2 separate regions of the Homo sapiens genome follow, and region 2 is linked to region 1. Evidence: chromatin contacts called from ENCODE Hi-C or POLR2A ChIA-PET data. All regions are on one chromosome and are shown on one strand. The core of a region is the stretch at or near the end of the contact, and the rest is flanking DNA. Distances in the headings are between cores, read along the strand shown.

Region 1 (7,128 bases), core at 1,714-4,213:
TGCTAGTGAAATTCAGAGTCTTTTTTTGCAGGCCTTAGTTCCTGAACAATAGATTCAGGAACTAAGTTAAGGCCTGAAAAGATTGTTTTCTGCATTTGATGTAGAGCTTATTCACAGATAAGGAAATTAAGGCACAGGAGGGAAACATTGGTCTCCAGCAGTGTTTTCTGCCTGTGCTTCCATGTATCTGATTACTGGGTATTAATTTGAGGAGTCTAGGCTAGGTCCACCTGATTGAATCAGAAGATCCTTGAACCCACAAGCTGTGCCTAGCACTTCATTGCAGGTCTAAGAATCTGTAGCATTTGATAGAAGGACCCACTTCTTAAAACTTCCTCTGGCTTCCATGCCTTTACCTTTTCCCAGCTCTTCTACTTCTCCAGATTCTTCCTCTTCTCCCTCCTTCTTTCCCTGTTTTCCAGTTGTGGACATTCTGTTAATGAACTGATCTTCAAAGCTTCATCTCTCCTTTTCTCTACACCTCTGTCCTCCACTTCTCACCCAGTCCCTTGTTCCTTGTTTCCTCTTGCCCAGAGGATAGTAAGTCACTCAGCATCTTTCTCAAACCGTTTCCTCTTCTCAACTGTGCTTCATCTGTCATTGGTCTAATGATCCATTCTTCTAAGACTGCAAGATCTATTCTTCCTATGACTGGGCTCAAAGCCTAGGTTAACTTGATTACTTTGTCCTTTTCCCCAGGATAAACAACGAGTCAATGAGAAGAATAAAATCTTGCTTCAAAGATTTGATACCTTTCTTTATGACATCTGGTATCTCCAAAGATATGGTATCTCTCATTTCCTTTTTATCACCTCTGTCAACCTCACCTATCATTGCTTCCTGCAACTATCCTAGATAGTCTCTTGAAATAATAATAGCAAATGTATATTGAATACTACATGCATTGTGCTGAGTATTTTACATTTGTTATTTTATTCAGTCTTCACAACCACTCTGTGAGATGCTATTTTCTTCATCTTGCCAAAAAGGATACTGAGGTTTAGAGAAGTTAGGCAACTTGCTCAGCGTCACACAGATACTGAATGGTGGAGCTGCAACTCAGCTCATGCCTGTTTTGTTCTAAACTTGATGGTTGTAACTTGGAAATTTTGCTGCTTCCTAGACTATAGGATGGTATCTAGGAGTGGGCAATTAGTAAAGATTAGTTTCCTTTCTTCTTTTTCTATCCATCACTTCTTCCCCAATTTGTATTAAATTCGCGCAAATGTTAGGTGAATCAGTGGTCCCTTCACTGTCCATAAGATAACCACTTCAGCTCCTAATTTGCGATTCAGGGTTCACAATGTGTAATACAAGGCACATTGAGGCAGAGGTTGTTTCTATACCTGGCTTTGCTACTAAACTTGTTCTGTAACATTGGACAAGTCATTCAACAGCTATGCCTGAGCTTCTTCATCCGGCAAGTGAAAGGTTTAGTTGACACTTTCTTAGATTCTTTCCAGGCCTACATTTTTGTGACGTTGTTATTCTGCCTTCCCTTGTTTTCTCCTCGTTTCTGGTAAAAACGCTTTCCTCTATGCCTTCTTCCCAAGCACCCAGACCTTGTCATCTCCCTCTTGGCTTTTGCCTCTGCTTGCCCAGTGCTGCCTTTTCCTCTTTCTGCTGTGTCTGAACTCCACCACCCTCCCAGGCTTTTCCTTCTGTGTAGTCAGTGCCTCTCTCCGCCCTTCCCAGGCATCTGCAGTACTTGGATCTCCTGCTTTGTTGCTTGCCTGTTTTCTGTTCACACATCTTGTCTTCTTAGACAGATAACAGATCCTTGAAGGGCTGGTCAGCTGCTCTAAGTTTCTTTTGTGTGCTAAGTTTCTTTTGTGTGTACCAGGGTAGATGACTTTAAATGGAGTAGGCATTTCATAAATAATTGTTAAATGATTACATTTGGGCTTTATCTTGAGAGCAGAGTTTACTCAGTAGGAGGGCCCATCAGGGGAATCAGAATCAGGACATGCAACCCACCAGAACTGATGAGAGGTAAAACTGCTGGCAGTCTAGTTAGGGAACTGCCACAATCCAGGGAGGAGTCCCTGAAGGCCGGACCTAGATAGCAGGTAAACAGAGGCAGGGAGCACCAGATAAGAGAGGCTTGGTGTGCGCTAACTCTCCCACTAACATCCTGGGCAGCAACTGTACAGTTACCTAGCTTTCTCTTCTCCAAGCAGTAGAGCTGCCCGGAAAAAGCCAGGCAGAAGTGCTATGGGGCAGGCTCGGGCACCCCAGATTAGGGCTCCAGAGAGCCGCCAGTATAAACCAATATAATGAGGTGGATGAGTAGTTCTCAGCACAGCCTGATTTTAAGAGGTGGGGCAACATTTTCCCAGAGTCGCTTACTTTCTTTACCTCTACTCAGGCAGATAACAGCCTGGGGATTTATGGCCAGAGGATGTACGGTTCTGCGAACACATTTAATATCCGAGGCTGTCAGGTCTGTTTTGGCCCTTCTGTTTGTCAACGGAGCACATAGTAGCAGCTTATCGCCCAATCTCAAGTGCGTGATGGAAGCACTGGGGCCTGGGGAATGCTGAGAAAAGTGTGGCCACTTTCTACCTGGAAATTCCACTTAAGAAGAAAAAAAACCAACCTAAGCAAATCTAGACTTTTGGGCAGATCCGGAAACAGAATTTTGGCCGGCATTGGGCTGGTGGGGAAGGAAGACAAAGTGGAGGGAGAACTGGTGAGTCTGAAATTAATCAAAACCCGGCAGGGGACAAAGGAAGGGATGCTGTCGCCCTCCTAAGTCTCAGGGAGACACGTCAGCTTGAGCTCTGGGCAATTTCAGCCTGGCAGTCTCGCGGCCCGGGGAGGGGCGGCGGGTGTCTGCAGACGGGCTCTAGGGCCCAGCGGCCGGGCGCCACGGCGGGGGTGGAGTGTAGGGTTCTAGTGACGAGCCCGGGCGACCCTCCCCGGCCCGCGCGCGGGGAGCGGGGAGCGCGGACGGCGGCGGGAGCGCGCGAGAAGCTCTAGGACCCAGCAGCGGTTGTCGGGTTTGGGGCTGGAGGTGAAGCCCTGTGTGAATGGGGTTGATTGTCCGGCGCCACTTCCCCGCGCTGCCCGGCAGCCGTCTTCCCCAGCCGAGGGACTGAACTAGCCATGATCGCCTCATGTGGAGGGCAAAGTTGCGCCGGGGAACTTGTGAGCCTGCGGTGAAAGGTAACCAGCCCCCACTCGAGGTGCCGGGAGGGCGTCTCCGAGTCTCCCACGCGAAGAACCCAGTCGCCCCGGGCTCCCCGGGCCCCTGCTGCTCACGGAAGGGGGCAGCTTCTGGGGGCCCGGGGCTGAGATCCCAGATTGTTGTTTTTAAGCGGGTTCCCTTGCCCCGCTCCAGGTCCAGTTGCCTGCGGGCCGGGCCTCAGCGTCTTGCCGCCCCGCGACCCACGTTGACTGAAGTTGTGGCCCCGGGGTTTGGGCCCCGGGGTGCTGCGCGCCCGACGCGGGGCTGGCCTTTCCTGAGGGGCGCAGCCATATGGCCAGACACTCCGAGGCGCGCCCGCGCCCGCGCGCGGGTCTCGCGGCGAGGGAGGGGACGGAAGGGGGTGTCCGGTGCAGCTTTCCCCGGCGCGAGACAAAGGCGCGCGCACCGGCCCGCCCGACGGGCTCTGGCGCTGTGGACTGGACCCTTTCTGCCCGCCGGCCAGACCCGGCTCTGGCGGGTGGGGGCGACGAAAGGGTCGCACCCCAGCCCCAGACGCTCGGATCGCGTTAGCTGCTGCTCCTTCTTTGTTCTCTCCCCAGACAAGTTTCTTTGACAAACTGGAGAGTTACATCCAGCTCCCGCTTGCCTGTTAGGGCTGCCTTTACAATAATCTGCTTTCGCGGGGAGAAAATTTAAACTTTCCAAATGGAACTGTTTTTTCTTGGAATGTGACATTTGTGGCAGGAGGGAGAGTGGTACGTTGGCCGATGACAGCCGAGCGGAACGGTGGCCTAGTGCCGGGACAGGGACCGAGCGTGCCCCATAGGCGGCCGGGCTGGAGGACGCGGCGGCAGAGCAGACGAGCCCTGGCGCGCACCTCTAGGGCCTCCGCTACCTGGACTGCGCTCGCGGCGACGTGTCCAAGTTTCCCCCCTCAGAGCCCCAGGCCGAGAATCCCGGGTATCTGCGCAAAGCTCCCGCGCCTCGCCCACCCTACTCTTCCTATCTTTACTGATGACTAGGAAGACTTTCCTTTTCCATTTTTGTTCGAAGATTTTTGCCTTTTTGGCTTCGGTGTTGGTTTCCTGTCTCCGCGTGGCAAATACCTTTTGGCCGGGCTAGCGTGTGGATCACCTGGACTGGGGTTTCAGAGGTGGGCCCTGAGCGTGCGGCCTCCTGAGACGATGCGGTTTGGACCCAACATTTTGTCCCCATGGTCCCTCAGCTCCCTTTCTCTGTGAGGCCTTGGTTTCCCATTTTCTTCTCCTGAGGCATGTTATGAGAACTGAGTTTTTGTACTGCTTATAGAAGGCCTTGGTGGTGGTGGGGTACGTGGTCTCGAGAGCCAGTTGTGATACCTCGAAGATGCTTTCGGCTAACCAAAGCAGTAACGTGCTAACCTGCTCACCATAAACGAATTAAACCAGAATAGAGGGCTATTAATAGCTACAGTTCCAGAAAATTTCCTTCCTTTTCGGGAAGCAAAAAGTCAAGGCTTGAAATATTAAACAATCATGGCTCCCTGCTTCCAAAACTGGCCTATGGGTCACTGCCAAACTGGCTAAGATTTCCCCTGGCTGCATACCACTCCTGGGCCCGGGCAGCTGTGGAAGTCAGACCCAGGTTAACGATTAAGGAGCTCTCTAGATTGCAAGGTCTTAAAGAATCTAGAGCAACTGACATTTACTTCCTAGTAAGGTGCTCTGAGCCTTATAGTGTGTATCTACTTTGAAGGCTCTTTATGAGAATAATGTGGGAACAGTAGTTTAATATACTTTGAACTGTTAGTAAAGGGTGGAAAAGCACTGATTTGACTAGAATGAAGGAAAACACCGATTCGACCAGAATGAAAAGGGTAGGACATAGGTAGAAGGCTTTATACAGGCTCTACTTTTCCTTATGATGGTGGTGGGGGTTGGGGGGAGGGATGAGGATGTTTAGTTCTTGGAGTGCACTTTTGTTTTTCTGTGATGCATTTTTCAAGATAAATAAGGAAACCTTTGTAAACCTGCAGGTGGATAGGAGAGAAGGTGCTGTACCTGTAACGCCCCTTTCCCTCCCCCTTCTTTTTAAAATGCACAGAAGTCTTGGTCTTTCAGGTTCTTTGCAGATGATGGAGGATGTAGCATACTAATTTTCCAAAGGGCATGTGGAGATCAAAGCATTTAAAAATACATCTTTTCACGGAGGCTAATGGAGGATTTTCAGTTTAAATGAGATTTTAAAGTGCTGTCGTTAAGAAAAACACATGAATGCAGAAATGTGAGTGATTTTATGGGAAAGCACTCCGCTGATCAGACTTGAGAGTGTCTGCCCTGGGCCAGTTAGTCTAGAGGCTGTTGTGGGTAGAGCTCAGCTTTTCTGATGTCTACCCCTAAGGAAAAGTGTGGACCCAGGGCCTAGGGAAAAGATGGCTGAACTAATTGAAATGAGCAGTCTGGCTGGTGAGAGTTCTGTTGAAAGGTATAGCCTCTAGGTATCAGTGCTGCATTTCTTCATAGTAATTTGTGAAAATGCTTTGAAAATGATAAAACAAAGACTTTTGAAAAAAATAATTAATGACATGAAATGGGAATTGCTAGTGAAAATTGTAAAAGTTTGATTTTTCAGGCCAATAAATTAAAAAGAAGTAACTTTATAGGACCTGCTAATATTTCTGATATATAAAATTCCCCCAAAGTAACCTTTTCTATTTTCTTTTCTTTTTGGCGGGGTTGGGGGGGGGGTGCGGTGTGTGGCTATCTGCATTTTAAATGCATAAGGAAGCTCAGGTCAGAAAATTCTGCAGTGTTTTGAATAATTTTTCTCCTATTTTTCATTAATTTTGGCAGGTTCTTATGACTCAGAATTTAGTAGGTAATAAAATCCTCGAAAAGCAAGGGGTAGTGTGGAGGTCAAGTAAAGGGAGATATTTGATTACAAGGTTTGTTGGAAATAGTCTGAGGTTGTTGTGGTTTTATGTTTTGTTTTGTTTTTTTGTTTGCCTAGTGATTTTTTTAAAGTTAATTTTGTTGGCTTGGCTTTGTTTTGTCTTGAAGGAGAGGTACAATGTAAATCTTGGCCATTGTGGGTAGGGCAGTCCTCTACTTTTGCTGGAAGGAAGCCACTCCTGCTCTTGGTTTATGTGTTGGCATCAAGCTGAGTTCTACTTTAACTTGTGAGGCCCTTGGCTCTGCTCTCACGGCCAGGCCTTGTGTAACCTTAGGGTATATTCATTTTGGACACTCAGGACAGGACTCCTGGACTCCTAAAGGGGCTCACACATCAGGCATTTTCCCCCCATCTTTTAGGAGAGAGTAGGAGAGTAGCTCTAAGGTGTTGGAAATGTATCCCTGTTAAGATACTGAAGAATTAGATTTAAGTTTTCAAAAACTGTCGTTCTATGGTGTGTGTTTAAACCTGTGTTTGAGACCTCACTGGCCAATATTGCAGCTATATACCTCTATTTTTTCATTTTGTTTTTAAGTAAAATGTCTGCTGTTTACTTTTAACTTTTCGTTTTGAAATGATCATAGCTTCATAGGAAGTTGCAAAAATAGTAGAGAGGTCCTGTGTACCCTTCACCCAGTTTCCCCCATTGGTAACATCTTACATAACCATAGTACAGTAGCAGAACCAGGAAATTGACATTGGTACAGTCCACAGAGCATATTCAGATTTCACCAGTTTTACATGCACATGTAAAATTTGTATTTCTATGTGTGTACTTCTATGCATTTTTTCATGTGTAGATTCATGTAACCGCTACCACAATCAAGGTACAGACTATTTTATTACCCCAATGATCTCCCTTATGCTACACCTCTATAGTTGCACTGGCCCTCTTCTCCCCATCCTCACTCTGTTGCTAAATGCTTAGCAACCACTACTCCTGTTCACCATATCTATAATTTTATCATTTTGAGAATGTTACATAAATACAATCATGTAGTATGTGAGCTTTTGAGATTGGCTTTTCACTCAGCATAATGCCATGG
Region 2 (7,128 bases), core at 2,611-5,110, 46 kb after region 1:
AGGAAAAACAGAGGTTTCTCCCCAAAAGGGAGTCTGGTGCCTTCTTTGTTTTCTTTAAGGAATCCTGGGCTATTAGAAACTATTTCAGGTCCCTTATGCAGCAGAGTGTGGCAAGAGAAAGGAGAGAGAGCAGAAGTAAATGGAGAAAACAGAATTCAGTCAACTGAGAAGAGAAAAAAACTTTTTCTCAAAAAAAAAAGAAAGATCCTAGGAGAGAAAAATAAAAGACACACACACACACACACACACACACACACACACACACGCGTACACACACATATCTTGGATATTAGCTTTTAATTGACTGCTAACCATTGAGCTACTTAAGAAAAAAAAATTTTAAGTCTCATTACCATATTTTAGCTAAAACAAATTGCTGATATTTCAAAACTAATACAAATGTCAAACCAGAAAGAGCCTGATTTAGGAACCAATCCCAGGCTATCGTGGTGACAAAAAATTGGGGGCAGAACCTTAGCTACCTTTAGCTACTGAACTGCAGCATGGGGCAACAGCCATTGCTACTTCAGTTTGGCTTGGCTTGTTACATAAATAAAGGTGCCCTTGTTATGTAAATAAAGCCCCTCAAGTGGTCAAAATCAAAAATCTTTCAGGCCTGCTGAAAGTGCTGTAATCCCAGCACTTTGGGAGGCTGCAGCAGGTGGAATGGCTGAGGTCAGGGGTTCGAGACCACCCTGGCTAACATGGTGAAACCCCGTCTCTACTAAAAATACAAAAAAATTAGCTGGGTGTGGTGGTGCACGCCTGTAGTCCCAGCCGCTCGGGAGGCTGAGGCAGGAGAATCCCTTGAACCCAGGAGGTGGAGGTTGCAGTAAGTCAAGATTAATGCCACTGCACTCCAGCCTGGGCGACAGAGCAAGACTCTGCCTCCGAGAAAAAAAAAATTCTTTTTTTTACCTTTTGCTGGCTGTCATTTTCCTTTTCCCATTTTTTTTTTTCAGATGTGGGAATTTAGCCAATTCAGAGGCCTTGTTCCCCATAATTTGAAACTTTCCCTTGGATTTGATCAAGTCAGATAGAGCTGGTCAAACCCAATAGGAAACAGATGGAAACAACAACAGAAACAAACAAGCAACAACAACAACAAAACAGTTATGCAAAACAAACAATCTCACAATTTATACAATTACTGAGCACTTTAAAGTTAAGGAGAAATTAAGACCAGCTGGTTGTTAAGTTTAGCCAAGACAAAACCCCAATTCAGCTACTTACCTAGGAGTGGGGCTCAGGCTAATGACTGCTCTCTACCATCCTATAAACAGGAAAAAAACTCTAACTTGCCTTCCCTGTTGGAAGCAAGCTAAAACTCCAGAAAGGAGTTACCTGCACTCCATCATGCAGAAAAACTTGTCTTCCTTGTTGGAAGAAAGCAAAACTCCAGAAAAGGAGCTGTACAGCAAAATAAACTTTAGATCTCGATCACATTTGGGGAAATCAGGGATTCTCCGGAGGGGAAGTTGCCAGGCCTCAGCAAATTGTCCTATTGATCCGAGCCTTAAAGGTATCTTAAGCTGCTACGAAGCACCCATAGATTTGTCAAAGTACAGGGGAACCACCACTCAGAATCCCTTCAGGTTTCCAATTTGTGAACCCCAAAGTATCTGAGACAGATCTCAGGAAGTTTATTTTGTCAAGCTTAAGAATGCACCCATGACACAGCCAATGAATGTAAGGTGTATATTGGTTTGGTCCAGAAGGGCAGGACAACTTGAGGTGGGGGAGGGGGCTTCCACATTATGGGTAGATAAGAGACAATCTGTTGCATTATTTAGAGTCTCTGATTAGCTTTCAACTGAATACACAATTTACATGTGAGAGGAGGGTAAAAGAATAGTCGCTTATGCCTTAGTCTTGCTTAGTGAAACAGTAGGGCAGAGGAAGCAATCACATGTATTTCTCAGGTAAGCAGAGGGATGATTTTGAGTTGTGTCTGTCCTTTGTCCATAAGGAATTTCCTTGTGGGCAAATTGTGAGGAAAGTATATAGTTTTTTGTTTTGTTTTGTTTTGTTTTGTCTTTGTAGCTATCTTATTTAAGAATAAAATAGGAGGCGGGTTTGCCTGATACAGTTTCCAGCTCGACTTTTCCCTTTGGCTTAGTGATTTTGGGGTCCCAAGATTTATTTGCCATTCACAAAAGCAAACAAAGTCTTGATGTGTAGTTCTCCAACCACAGCTGTGTCTCTTCTGCAAAGACTTGGGAAACTCATTTTTCTGTTGATCTCAACCACTGGGTCGCAATCTGGGAACTGCAGCTTAGATACTAAGCATTAGCATGAAATCCCAAATCATCCACATTCCATATCAAAGGGCTGAGTCAGTCCTCTGAAGAGCCAGCTGCTTCTAATCAGTAACAGTGACATATGCAACCTTCCATAACTTGTAGCCATCCATAGCGAAAGCTCTCAGAGCTACCCCCATTCTCCGCAGGAGGTCACCTAGCCTTATATTTTCCTTTTAAGTATGTTTGCTGAAATGTTTGTGAGCCTGTCAGCCTCTGTAGCTCTCATTTTGTAAGTATTTCTCATAGCCAGGTTTCCTCTGAATGCCAACTCCTAACAGCTGAATGTCAAACTCTAGAAGACAATTTGACAAGGATCACTTCAGCCCTCCCTACATGGATACGCAGACCTTCATAGAGATGGCCTCAGAATAAGTCCAGCAGATCCTAACAGAATAATTAGCCTCAGGCCTTGCTTGGTAACTGAACTCAAGACACTCCATCTGGGCTCAGGATGTGTTTCCCAGCTGGATTTCCTTAGGCCTTCAATTTAGCAGCCCTCCCATTTCATGTTGAAATAACTGGGATCAACGTTCCCCAGGCAAGGTAAAGAACTGGAGAGCTCAGTGCAATTCTTTATTCCATAAGTGACTTCACCTTGCAACCATCCGCAGTTTTCAGAAAGGAATGTTATCAGTGGGCACACCTAAACCATCCCTCCCCTCTCTCGCTACACACCCACTGCATAACCTGCCATCTCTTTAGACACAAAGCATTTCTGCATCTTGGTGAATTTGTGCCCCTTCCACACTGAAGTGCGTGTGAATATACATGTCGTCCCATGTGTACAAGGAAGTCCAACTCCACCACAAGAGTGAAATTCACAATGCCCTGCTTTCACCCCAGGTCACAGGAGCTTCGATCAGGAATGGACCCAAAACACTACACATCTGTCACTGAGTCAGTGCTTCCTGCAGGCTGGCTAAATCCTACAATAATACATTTTTCAGGGAAAAGAGGTTCTCTTGGTAAGAGCCAAAATGCCACAGATTACACCACTGCTTTTGAATGAAAGGGCAGAAACCCATTCCCACCTCCTGAGTATTCCCTTTCACACTTCACTTAATGTGAAGAGGAAACGCAGCTGTCTCCTACAGGCTGAGGGGCACAGATGAGTCTACAACTCCCTCCCCTTCTACTCAGGTAGCTTCGGGTGGGGCTTCTATCTTTTAACATTTATTTAACTCTGGGATTTGGAAGTCACTTATGGTCAATGGGAGCTTATCTTCTCCATCATCTTTTTATGTCAGGTAGCAATTACAAGGAAAACCAAGGAGAGAGGCTGAAATCAGGTGATAGTGCTTTCTTGATGCCAGCATACGTCATCAGTGATGGTGACTAGTTACCTGAATGACAGTGCAGAAAAGGCAGGTTTGCCAAGCTTAAGGGACAGGAAAGAATGGGCTTTTTCAAAATGGGAAATTTTCTATCAAACAGAGAGCACTGGCCTCACAAATAACTCAGTTACGCATTCATGCTAATAAATACCACATTACGATGGACAATGTGCAGGCAGGAGAGAAACTTCTATTCCTTGGCTCCACTGCTCAGCCAGCTGGGGTGAGTGAGCTCAAAGGTCTGTACAAGCAGATCTGAGCTTAGTGTAAACGAGGGAGAAGGAGTGTCAGAAGGGAACAGGACAATTTCACAGAAAATCATACCAGTGCTATGAAACAGCCTATCCTCGGCTTGCAAAGATAATGTTATTGATGGGCCCCTATTACGATAAACACGTGCAAGTAATGGGGACACAAAGAAAAGGGGAAAAGAGAGGATGGGAGCCCACACTTACTGATAAACTACTTGTGACTATAACTCCATGTTCTAATTGTCTATTTGTGAGCCTGTTTCCCTATTAGATTGTGAAATCAGAGAGGAAGCTTACTAGACATCCTGTATCTCCGTTTCATGGGACTATAATGCCACTTATTCAGTTGTCAGAGTCTGATACATAGTAAGCACTGCATAAATGTTAGATATTCTCACCATGATTATAATTATTATCATTGTATCCCACACCCCCTAATACAGAGCTTAGCACTGGGCATTCATGAGAAGCCTGGTAAATTTTTTCTATTACAGCAAACATTTATTGAACACTTTTTACAATCCAGCCACCAGAAAAAAGTAGACTTTGAGCCAAATGCTTTTTCAAGTTTATGTGACTTAAGTAAATTTTTAATAAATAAGCTAGTTTTAAAAGTATTCATGAAATGTAATTAGAAATGGCTTCAGAATTGTCAACATAAATTATCGTTTAGATTCATTGGTAAAGTGGCTTAATATTTATCTCTGCTAGATGTAAAAATGTGGCATGAGGGCTATAAAGTTATAAATGTAGCACAAAAGAAAATTATCTTTTTTTATGTAAACTTTGATAAATAAGGAATTCAGTATTGTTCAGTTAATGAAAACAGCTAAATCCTGAGTTATTGGCAAAAACAAACAAAAAAAAAATTTGTCTAATGTTAAGGTTCTTAGGAAAACCTGAACTCCACAGGTTATAAAATGGTTAACATTTTTAATGATAACTATCACAGTTTTAATAAGTAATCTGGTTGAAAAAACAATTAGTTAGATAAATGTAGTGGAATAAATGCCTATAAATAAACTTATCATATAATTTAAAATCTAAAGTTACATAATACGTATTCATTGAATGTCTGGGTCATTTCCAATTTTTAAATAAATTATAGAAAAATGTTTTTCTATAAAAGAAATGTGTTCTTATTTAAAGGAAAATAATATTTGTCTCATTCAAAGTTTATTTAAAAGTTATTTATAAAACAAGGTAATGGTAACCAGTATATAAAAGCATTGTAAAGAAAATTATAAATATAAAAAGGTATTTTTGGCAAGAAAGGTTAAAAAGGAAAATAATTTTATATGAGAAAGAATCTTGTATGGTAAATTTTTTTCCTAGAATAAAATGACTGGTTAAGAAAGAGGGATATTCAGGACAAACCAGAAAGTCCACGTATGCCATGAATGGTCTGTGTAAGTCATAATAAGGTTTGTAAAAGTAAAGTTTTATGGGGGAAGAAAAACTTTATATGATCAAGTTGTCTGTAATGAAAGAGAAATTATTTATAATGGTCTTTCTAGAGATTGTGTTTTGATATTTTAAAAAAACACTTATGCACTAAAGAATTGGGTAGTACAATGAAACTTTTTTTAAGATATTGATTTACCCTTAACAAAATTACAAGACATTTTAATTTTTTAACCCAAAGTTTAACTTTTATTGTATCTTGCTGTTTCAGCTTCCTCTCCCCTTTTAAAAGCCCCGAAATAGTAAATATCTCCTTCAACTCACTTTTGGCTCCCGTAAGTTTTATTCCTCGGGTGCTGTTTGTTTGTTGTGGCCTTACACTAAAAATGTTTTATCCTAAAGGCCTAAAGGAAATGTCTTCTCCAGCATAACATTCTGTGCTCTTGGCTTTAGATGGTTCTGTGAATCTAAAAATTTTTACTTGTTACCTAAGAAACACTCTTCCTATGTCTAATTGAAGTACGCTTTTTATTAGTTTGACTTTCAGGTTATTGATAATAAATGGATACCCCACAGGGAATAGCAGTGGCACTGCAGAAGATCTTTTCTTTTGCCTTTTGGTAACTGGCCTAACAAACACATTTTATATTTTATTGAAATAATTCCTTTGCCATTGTTATTAAGTTTTGGTTTGCTTAGAAAAAACTGAGATTAAATTTTTTTTTTAATTAAAGTTATCACATCTGTGTAACTTTCTATATTTTGCTTTTAAAGTCCTTGTGTCATTAAGTTATAGAGCTTTGACTTCTGGGGCTAAACAGGACACCAAGTCCTCTTCAGTCTTAAACCCTGACAGCAGTTAAAACCTCATCTTCAGATCCGGTAGAAGATGCCAACCAAAATAAACTGTGTTTGTGAGACACAGGGCCAGAAATTAAAACTATCCAACTCCTCAAGACCCAGAGACTATTGTGGAAGAGGTGGGCATGAGATTGTAAGGGCCAATGTTGAGAGATAAAATTAGTTCAGTTTCTCTATAAAGTAACCATTAATACCAAACGCACACTGATGCAAGACCAGCATATGAGCCTCTGTGTCAGATGAACACAATTTTTTTGGAGCATTAACTCACTCCTTAATAAAAGGTTATAAAGATTATAAAAAGATTTATGGAAATTATATCTTATGGTCAAGATAATTAAAATTTAATAAATTTACTTACAGAATTTTAAAAGACACATTTAATTGGCCTCATGCTGTCTTTATTAGGGCTTGTTGTTTGGGAAGTTAAATTGCTCTCAAAGAATAAAGGTTTATGCTTTTTTTTTTGGAAATCGTTGAGTTATCATTTGGGCTAAATGATTGACTTATTTTATAACAACTTGTGATCCTGTTTTGTGATATGAAGTGTTTTAAACTTTTTATATTTGACACACTTTCTGAAATCAAATTTTAACTTCAGTCCTCATTAATCTTTTGATATTTGGTCCCTTGAAGTCCAAAAAAGACATATTCAGCTTATTTGATGTAATAAAATCATACAGGAAGTAGTGTCAAATATGAAATGGGGTTTATCCTTCTTTGGATTATATTTATATAAATGTGTTATTAGTATGTGTTCCAGAATTGTATGAGATTCCTGTGAGCCTAATATATCTTAGTAAATGTTATCAGTAGTAATGGTGATTCTGATATAAAATTGTATGCCATAGAAGTAACCCAATTTCCTTGTCATTTGCATCTTTAACCATAACTTTTGTCATCTAGTTGTTTCACTTTTATTCTTTTCAAAAGGTGTTTTTTATAATCAGCTATAGGACTCTGACAGTTGTTCTT

The links. A loop is a pair of places that touch in the nucleus more often than their neighbours do. ChIA-PET counts read pairs that join two places held with the same protein, here RNA polymerase II (POLR2A).
Region 2: a loop to region 1 is called in a map of sigmoid colon, with 2.0 times the contacts of the local background. The contact joins the enhancer-like site here to the promoter of AMOTL1 in region 1. A Hi-C loop is called at or near these places in 3 of 168 maps with a recorded cell type or tissue (mammary epithelial cell, psoas muscle and sigmoid colon). POLR2A ChIA-PET finds 5 or more read pairs at or near these places in 7 of 52 experiments (AG04449, AG04450, BJ and 4 more).

The regions. Positions count from the first base shown.
Region 1 is chr11:94,765,393-94,772,520 of GRCh38, forward strand. AMOTL1 (angiomotin like 1) reads left to right here and starts at 2,964. Exons shown (of 13, transcript NM_130847.3): 1 at 2,964-3,168. The coding sequence starts at 3,120.
Region 2 is chr11:94,810,605-94,817,732 of GRCh38, forward strand. All of the region lies in intron 3 of AMOTL1 (angiomotin like 1), which reads left to right. Among named protein-coding and RNA genes, the nearest start is that of AMOTL1, 46 kb to the left of the region's middle. Within about 2 kb of position 3,861, at least 2 of the 41 ENCODE cell types and tissues checked have a DNase peak (open chromatin) inside an H3K27ac peak, as active enhancers do.